Regions from separate parts of the Homo sapiens genome. Here region 2 is linked to region 1. Evidence: chromatin contacts called from ENCODE Hi-C or POLR2A ChIA-PET data. All regions are on one chromosome and are shown on one strand. The core of a region is the stretch at or near the end of the contact, and the rest is flanking DNA. Distances in the headings are between cores, read along the strand shown. Region 1 holds the start of CHASERR (CHD2 adjacent suppressive regulatory RNA). Region 2 has its middle 79 kb from the start of FAM174B.

What was found. Hi-C counts contacts between places; a loop is a spot of excess contacts on that map. ChIA-PET counts read pairs that join two places held with the same protein, here RNA polymerase II (POLR2A). Pooled maps may share reads with other maps.
Region 2: a loop to region 1 is called in a pooled map, with 2.7 times the contacts of the local background. The contact joins the enhancer-like site here to the promoter of CHASERR in region 1. A Hi-C loop is called at or near these places in 1 of 50 pooled maps. POLR2A ChIA-PET finds 5 or more read pairs at or near these places in 6 of 52 experiments (Caco-2, SK-N-SH, WTC11 and 1 more).

What each region holds. Positions count from the first base shown.
Region 1 is chr15:92,881,593-92,886,183 of GRCh38, reverse strand. CHASERR (CHD2 adjacent suppressive regulatory RNA) reads right to left here and starts at 3,341. Exons shown (of 6, transcript NR_037601.1): 1 at 2,998-3,341; 2 at 2,406-2,599; 3 at 600-669; 4 at 1-15. RefSeq lists silencers at 2,615-2,864, 3,485-3,614 and enhancers at 2,858-3,499, 3,925-4,014.
Region 2 is chr15:92,732,353-92,736,943 of GRCh38, reverse strand. It overlaps the pseudogene H2AZ2P1. Among named protein-coding and RNA genes, the nearest start is that of FAM174B, 79 kb to the right of the region's middle. Within about 2 kb of position 2,559, at least 11 of the 41 ENCODE cell types and tissues checked have a DNase peak (open chromatin) inside an H3K27ac peak, as active enhancers do.

The sequences.
Region 1 (4,591 bases), core at 2,092-4,591:
TTCAAAATGGCATACCTTTTGGTGAAAACAAATAAGATTCTAAACTTAATTATGAAGCAAACAATAGCAAGTAAAAATAAGTGTTTTTAAACTTTTTAATTACAAAAAAGAAACTAAAATCTATGCTCAAAACCTGATTTTTTAAATGTTCTTCCCTAAAATCTATCAGTATGAATAGCAAACTAGTTCAAATTCTCCAATAAGCTTATTTCTTTAAATACTTAAAAGATTAAAATTGTTTGCACAATATACAGAGTTAAACAGAAAAAAAAAGCTATCTTTGGTTCATGGTTTTCCTCAAAATCTAATCAGTCTTCTCTTGTTCCCAAAATTAAACAAAGGCTTAAAGGACCTTCAGTATTTTAAACTATTCAAAGGGTACATTAAGTTACAATGGCTATGCGTATATACTTTTAATCTTTCCTGCAGTGAAAAGGCTTAAAGGCTTTTGTCAAATTATTTGATAGTTTACTCATATTCATAATCACAACTTTTAAAAATGATACCCATTCATTAATTGAAATGTAAATTATTAAAGATAAAACAAAAGCCTAATAAGCTAATTTTTGTCAAAACAATAAAAATTAACCCACTCTTACCTCAAATAAAAGAACTCATTATTTGTTCAGAACCAACAGCAACCAAATTAATTTTAATCTCTTAAGTCACCTTTAAAAAAAAGAAGAAAGATGATATTAATGTTTTGATTTTCAAGCATTTCTTGGCCAACGATTCAGTGTGATGAAACAAGAAAATATTCCACAGACAAAAATCTATGGGCAAACTGAAGAGATGGCTCATGGACACATAACCTGTATACATTTATGGTTGCAGTTATTTCTTATCTTAGTATCTATCAGTCTTTGTTTTCCTCATCTTTTGGCTGTATTGACCAATGCTAAAGATTAACGCATTGAATTAAACAGAAATACAGAAAATTCAAATTTTTGGACTGATTTAAGATTATGAACCTTTTTTTTTTTACTTTCCCTCTTTTTATGACAGGCAATAAACAAAGAAAAAGTTTACCATTCTTCAAGACAAATCATCTTAACATCTCCCTTACCATCCGGAAGTATGTTTTACAATCATGAGCAATTAAAAATTAGCTCCTCCAAGAGAAATTAGTGAAGTTAAAATGGCCACTGGTTACTTTAAATTTTAAACCACAAGTTACTTGATCTCACCAAGTGGGATACTAGCTTTGTCTCTAAAGCTACTCTAAAACTTACAGTATCTAGACCTTTACACTCAATTTCAAATCAGGGTCTTCAACATTTTCATTTCAGTCTTTCTCCTCCCCCATTTATCATGTAAAAAGATCTTTCAGGTTAAACTGCTAACAATTATTTTGCATTTCACAATTCAAAGAGGATTCTAAAGAACTAGATTCAGAATATTCATTTAAAACCACTTTCAGTGTTCAAAAATTTCAGAAACATTGATTTGAAAAACCAAAATTGGTACTTAAGACAGATTCTGTAAAATCAAGATATGCGCAACTGATGTAACATGTACCACTATAGGAAGGCTACTCAAAAAATAAAACAATTTTACTGGAAAAATGCCCTTAGAAATATGGTCGAATAAACCAGTATCTGATTTCAGATGTACTATGTAAGTCTGCCCAACACTATTTTTACGTAGTTCTGCACCTTTACAACACAAGAGCTCCGCAGAATGAAGACAAATATATTCTAAAATACACAAAGGTTTGTGCGCTTCTGGTTTGTTCTTCAAACCACTACACTTAAAAATTACCCTTCCAACATTTTTCTAAGATTAGAGACTATACAGAGAACTCTACTAAATTTTATGAAACCTGTACTTTTAAAATACTGTTCCGTTTTAAGCATATCTAGATTTTTATACATGCAACAAATGCAACAAATATGGCTCCTCTTCATCGCCCATTACCGAGAGCAGTCCTACTTTATTCATATTTACATTACGAGAAAGTAACTTCAGGAAGAGATTTGGTGTCAGAATGTTCTTTTGTGAAAGTTTTTCGATCATGGCTTGTGATAATATAAATTCTTAAAAATAATTAAATTATGAACTTTTAAAGACTAGGAATTGACCCAAGTACGTTCTAACATTCAGGTGTGAGAAGTTGCAGATAACGGCTCCTTGAGACCTTTTTAAAAAGTACCAAACAGTGTATTTAATCATATTTAAATATCAGGAGATCAAATGATCTTGGCGTCATTACTCGGTAAAATAAACTACATTAACCAAACGTCATCAGCTAGCTAGCACCGTAATTATCAAATCTATTTCCATTAAACAGCCTTGACGACACAGTAAACTTGTCTTCGTAATTCTGAAATACCAGAAGCACTCCTCCAACTTGCATTTTTCAAAGACAACCTTAACGTCATAAAGGTTTAATAAGCAGCAAGTACCTTCGCATGTATCACTGCAGCCGTTTCAAAATCGGCTTTGAAAGAGTTAAAAGCCAACACCCAATAGGAGGGAAAAAAACAAGTTTTATTTTTGTTGAAACGTAGTCAGGGTTCCATTGTTCTTTTAAATTCGATCATGAAGATGAGTTCCCACCTCACCGGAAAGAGGTTAAAAAGCTCCTCCGTTGGAGAACCTGAAAGGGATTTTTTTACCCTAAATATCAAAATAACTCACCAGGACAGAAAGGGGCTCTCCACGCCCGATCCCCTTCGGGCTCTCGCCGGCATTCACCCGCCGCCCCTTTCCCGGCGGATCCAGTCCCGGCGACGAGGCTGCCCCCCGCCCACCTGCCGCCCGCGGGCTCTGCAGCGGGGCCCCGCGTGCCCCCTACCCCAGGACCCTACGACTCGGGCCCAGGGCACCGAGGCGCATCCCGCCGGCGAGAGCCGGCCCCCGACCACGGAGGGGCAGTGCGAGAAGAGCCGAGCGGCGAGGCCCGGCCCGCCGCCCCCTCCTGCTCGCGCGCTCAAGGACATTTTGCTTTTCCTCCCAAGGACAAAGGACAATAAAAGGAGCTAGGGAGCCACTCACCGGGTCCGAGCGCGGCCACCGGCACCTCCTGGTCGCCCAAACCCGAGTCCCGGGCCGGACCGCCCGCCCGAGCCTCCCGCCCGCGCCGGGTCCAGCCGCCGGGGCCCGGGGGAGCCTCCGAGGCGGCAACCGCAGCGGCGCTTTCGGCGTCGTGGGCCCGGCCGCCCTGGGCGCCTCTGCCGCGGGCTGTGACGCCGACGCGCGCGGCCCGCCTCGCCTCAGCCGCGGCAGCCCCACTCCCGCGGGCCTGCTGGCCGTCCGGGCGTAGCTCCCCGCCGGCCGGCGGGCCTCGCGGCCGCGGCGGAACGCCTGACAGCTCGGGGTGCTGCTGCCTCTCCGGCCATCTTGTGCCGTGTGTGTGGTGTCTCTCTCCCGTCTCCTCTCTAGGCTTTACTCCCTCCTCCTCCTCCCCCCGCCCCACACACCACACAACATGGCCTCTTCGCTGCGGCGGCAGCGGCTGCGGCGGCGGCAGGAGCTCCGCCGCGCTCCAGCCCGCTCCCCTCCCCCACCATCCCCGCCTCCCGCCCGCAGGCCCGGGGGCCAACGCGCACGCGCGCCGCCGCCCGCCCGCCGCGGCCATTGGCTCCACGAGCTTCCTGCATCCCCTATCCGGGAGCGGCCTCACGCACGTTAGCTGGCGTCTTCCTCCCTCCCAACAACAACTTCTTCCATTCTATTGGTTAATTTCAACACCACCCCTTCCGCCTCCTTCGTGCGGATAGGCTGGCCTTAGTGCCATTCACTGTCCGTAGGCGTTTCTGGTTTTCTTGAGAAGCCCCGGGCCACGATTGGCTGGTGATGGAACCTTTGGGGTTGGAGCTGAGCTGTTGCTTTTTTCCCCGCAGTGCGGACCCCTCCAGGCTAGCTGGAGGGTTCCTGGTATGGTCTAGGCCAGGCTAGAATGGTTAGTGCAGGGTCGCACAAATAGTGGATTCGCGTCTAGAAAAAGCTCTGGCTTCGGTGTTTCTAGGTTCAGATTTTGTCTTTAAAAAAAGGGAAAGAAAAAAATGACTGACAGGATGATGAGCAAACAAGATACAGGCCCACAGCCCTTGGGCAAGCAGCCATATCCTCAAAATATTTGTTCTAAGCACCCAGGCCTTCCATGAAGGTCACACAGTCAGGACCAATGGTTTTACCATCAGCACATTCCCTAGCCCCAGTATCCGAGTTGAGATGCGATTTATTTGTGGATTTGTAGACTGCCTGTTGCGCATTTACCTGAGAGCCTAAAAGAATGTCTAGTGTCTTGTGAGCTGTCGTCATGGAAATCAAAAAAAACAATTAAAAAGAATGTCCAGTGTCCTGAGGCCTTAGCGAATCAATCTCAATACCGGTTGACTGGATTCCACCCTGTAGGACAATGTTTGTTAGAGTAGCAGTTTGAACCTGAAAAATCATAGTCTACCTTTTCAACCTCCTTCCAGAGAACCAGGCAAAACAAGTTTCATTTGCTTTCGGCAAATCTCACTTTTTTTTCGTTACTTCTTCCTACTTTAACGTGGAAACAACTCTAAGAAGACCATAGGAAAAAAATGAAAACCTAAACTTTCCTGAAATGGATGGGGAAAAAAAAAAGAGGTAGCTCTCT
Region 2 (4,591 bases), core at 1,310-3,809, 150 kb after region 1:
GCCTATGGGTGAATTTTACACTTGTTTGACTTAATGGGAAGGGGATGAAAATATAATGGGAAGGGGGTGAAAATACCTGGTATCTCCATGATTGGCCTCTTTAATTTTGCTGTCCAGCTCTTGCTGATCTTTGAGGCCATCTATAGGAATACTAAAGATGGTGGCATTTTCCATGTTATCTTTTGATGCCTTTTCATCTACTTTTTTATGTCGTCTAGAAACTTGCTGAAATCTGACATCTCTTTTTTTTTTTTTTTTTTTTTTGATGGAGTCTCGCTCTGTCTCCCAGGCTAGAGTGCAGTGGCATGATCTTGGCTCACTGCAAACTCCACCTCCTGGGTTCAAGAGATTCTCCTGCCTCAGCCTCCCGAGTGACTGGGATTACAGGTGTGTGCCACCAAACCTGGCTAATTTTTGTATTTTTAGTAGAGATGGGGTTTCACCAAGTTGGCCGGTTTGGTCTTGAACTCCTGACCTCAAGGGACCCACCTGCCTCAGCCTCTCAAAGTGCTGGGATTACAGGCGTGAGCCACCAAGCCTAGCCATCTGACATCTCTTGATGGTCTCTAATTTATTTTCATTTTTGTTTTGTGCTTATATTTTTTATATTTCTCTTATTATTTTAATTGGGTTTCTTTAAGGAGAGAGAAATTAACTGTCTTTGAGAACCAAGTTCCACTGAAGAAATTTATTTTCTTAAGATAATGAGTGATACTTCAGAGTATACTCTCTTTTTTCTCCAAGTAGAGGGTTACTGGGTTCTGGTTCTGGTAAGAAATCTTGTCACTTTTATCCTGGAGAAGTAAAGTGGTTTGTCAGGAATCCAAACATAACAGCCATGGTAATTTGAGAGAATTTACAATAACAGCTGTAGGAGAGTGAATCCTTAGAGCTAAATTTGACTTTTCCTGCATTTTATAGTAAAGGAAATTGCATTTTAGAGATAAGAAGGGTTCATGGTCACAAAACCAGTTGGTAACAGTCCTTGGAGGAACATTCCTGTTTCCCAACCTGTGCTCCTTGCACTGTACCATACTGTCATCACTGAGCACTCTTTCTCACATGCACTGGTGTGCTATGTGGCATCTATTACAGTGGTGAAGGGCACTGCAGGTATTAGGAGCATGGGCTCTGTGGTAAAGCAGATCTGGCCTGACATGTAGCTATGTGACATTGGTCAAGTTGAAGATTTTTTCATTTCAGTGTCTTCATGTAAAAACAGGGATTGCTGTATTTTGAATGTTTCCCCTCCAAAATTCAGGTGTTGAAACTTAATGGCCAATAAAGTGATAGTATCAAGAGGTGGGGCTTTTAAGTGGTGAATAGGCCATGAGGGCTCCTCCTTTATAAATGGGATTAATGTGCTTATATAAAAGAGTTCACACAGTATTCAATTCAGTCACCCTTTAGCCTTCCACCCTATGAAGACACAGCGTTCCTCTCTGGATGTTGCAGCAACGAGGCACCATATTGGAAGGGGAAACCACGCCCTTCACTAGACACTAAATCTCTAGCACCTTCATCCTGGATTTTCAGCTTCCAGAACTGTGAGAAATAAATTTGTGTTCTTTACAAATTACCCTATGGTATTTTGTTATAGTGGCACAAATGGACTAAGACAGGGACAGTAAGAGTACGCATCATATAGGCTTGTGATATAAATGCTTTTCACAGAACTTGGTACAAGGCAATTGTCTTACAGGTATTGGCAGTTATGAATTGCTATCCAAGACTAGAAACTTACTGGGCCTGGATGACTCAGATAACTTAAGGGTCATCTAGTTCAGTCTTCCAGCCAGTGCTTCAATTCGTCTACAATGTCTCCATCAAGAGATTGGCTGTTTTCTTCTTCCTTTTTTTTGAGATGGAGTCTCGCTCTGTTGCCCAGGCTGGAGTGCAGTGGTGCTATCTTGGCTCACTGCAAGCTCCGCCTTCTGTGTTCACGCCATTCTCCTGCCTCAGCCTCCCGAGTAGCTGGGACTACAGGCGCCCACCACCATGCCCGGCTAATTTTTTTGTATTTTTAGTAAAGATGGGGTTTCACCGTGCTAGCCAGGTTGGTCTCGATCTCCTGACCTCGTGATCCACCTGCTTCAGCCTCCCAAAGTGCTGGGATTACAGGCGTGAGCCACTGTGCCCGGCCGACTGTTTTCTTTTGAACACCTACAATGACAGGAGCACTCAGGACCATCTGAGGCAGCCTATTCAATTTAAATGGTTTTCAAGCTTATTTTCTTTCATGATAAACTTTTAAATATGACTATTAAATCAGGATAATACAGAAAAGTAGAAGGCAGAAAACTCAATGCTTGTCATCCATTTGTCAGGGACAACACTTCGGTGCCTCTTGTCCAGTATTTACAAGACAATCATTTTTTTCGCAGTCATGTGGTGTAATGTTCAAGAGTTTATAGGAACATATTTTTTTGCTCAGTATATAAAACTTGGGAAATACAGGGAATGTAAATTCTCTAGCTTCCTTCAACCCAGAGAGAGCTCTGCTTACGTTCGTGAGGCGGCCGGGGCAGCCAAGGGCGGTGGTTAAAAGGGTGTATTTAAAGTCAGACAACCCTGAGGGACCATGGGAAAACTTCTCAAATCTCTCCTTAAGTCTCAGCTTTCTCATTTTTTAATGGCTTCTGTCTTTTCTTTTAAAGTGAGGTGAAGGAGAGCGGCGGCGGCGGCGCGGGTCGGCAGCGGGAGGGCGCGCGGCGGGGCGGAGGCGGAGGCGGAGTCGGCGCCGAGAACATGGCCGGAGGCAAAGCTGGAAAGGACAGTGGGAAGGCCAAGGCTAAGGCAGTATCTCGCTCACAGAGAGCTGGGCTACAGTTTCCTGTGGGCCGCATCCACAGACACTTGAAGACTCGCACCACAAGCCATGGAAGGGTGGGTGCCACTGCTGCCGTGCACAGGGCTGCGATTCCGGGGTACCTCACTGCAGAGGTGCTGGAGCTGGCAGGTAATGCTTCTAAGGGTCTCAAAGCAAAGCGTATCACTCCGCGTCACTGGCAGCTTGCAGTCCGTGGTGATGAAGAGTTGGATTCTCTTATCAAGGCTACCACAGCTGGGGGTGGCGTGATCCCCTCACATCCACAAATCTCTGACTGGAAAGAAGGGACAGCGGAAAACTGCTTAGAGGGATGCTTTAACCAACCCTCTTCCTCCCCGTCATTGTACTGGAACTGGGACAGAAGAAATAATGGGGATATGTGGAATTTTTAACAACAGTTAAATGGAAAAGCATAGACAATTACTGTAGACATGATAAAAGAAACATTTGTACGTTCTTAGACTCGAAGTTTGATAAAAGTACCTTTTCATGTGGTGAAAAAAAAATAAAGTGAGGTGAAATTCAGATAACATATAATTAGCTCCTTTAAAGAGTAGAATTCAGTGGCAGCTAGAGTATTTGTAATATTGTGCAAACAGCACCCTCTAACAATTTTTCAACACCCCAAAAGAAACACCTCATAAGCATTAAGTAATCACTCCCACTTCCCCTTTCTCCCATCCTCTAGTAATTACTAATCTGCTTTCTGTGCCTATGGATTTGCTCACTCTGGAAGTATCATAAAAGGAATCATATAATATGTGAGCTTTTATGCCTGGCTTCTTTTACTCAGCATAATGTTTTCAAGGTTCATTTGTGCTGTAGTATATATCAGTTATTAGATCCTTTTTTTTTTTTTTTGAGACAGAGTTTCACTCTTGTCCCCCAGCTTGGAGTGCAATGGCACGATCTCAGCTCACTGCAACCTCCGCCTCTGGGGTGCAAGCGATTCTTGTGCCTCGGCCTCCTGAGTAGCTGGGATTACAGGCACGTGCCACCACGCCTGGCTAATTTTTGTATTTTTAGTAGAGACAGTGTTTCACCGTGTTGGCCAGGCTGGTCTCGAACTCCTGACCTCAAGTGATCCGCTTTCCTCAGCCTCCCAAAGTGCTAGGACTACAGGTGTGAGCCATCTCTCCCAGCCAGATCATTTTTCTCATAGCTGAATAATAGTCCATTGTGCAGATATACCACAATTTGTCTATCTATTCATCTACTGATGGACATTTGGGTTGTGGTTGTTTGGCTCATGTTTTTTGTGTTCCATTTAAGAAATTCCTGGCTAACACAAAGTCACAAAGATTTTCTATATTTTCTTGAAGAAGTTTTCTACTTTGAACTCTTAAGGTTTATAATCAGTTTCTAGTTCAATTTTATGTGTAGTGTGAGATAAATGTGAGATGCTCTTTGCAGCAACATGGCTACAGCTGGAGGATATTATTGAGGTGTTGAGGTTCATTATCATTTTTTTTTTTAACTTTTAGGTTCAGGGGTACATGTGCAGGTTTGTTTTGTAGGTAAATTGTGTGTCACAGGGAAGGTTCATTATTTTATTTTATTTTTATTTATTTATTTTTGAGACAGAGTTTTGCTCTTGTTGCCCAGGCTAATTTTGTATTTTTAGTAGAGACAGGGTTTCTCCATGTTTGTCAGGCTGGTCTTGAACTCCCAACTTCAGGTCGTCTGCCCACCTCGGCCTCCCAAAGTGCTGGGATTACAGGTGTGAGCCACTGTGCCCGGTCTCATTATTTTATTTATTAA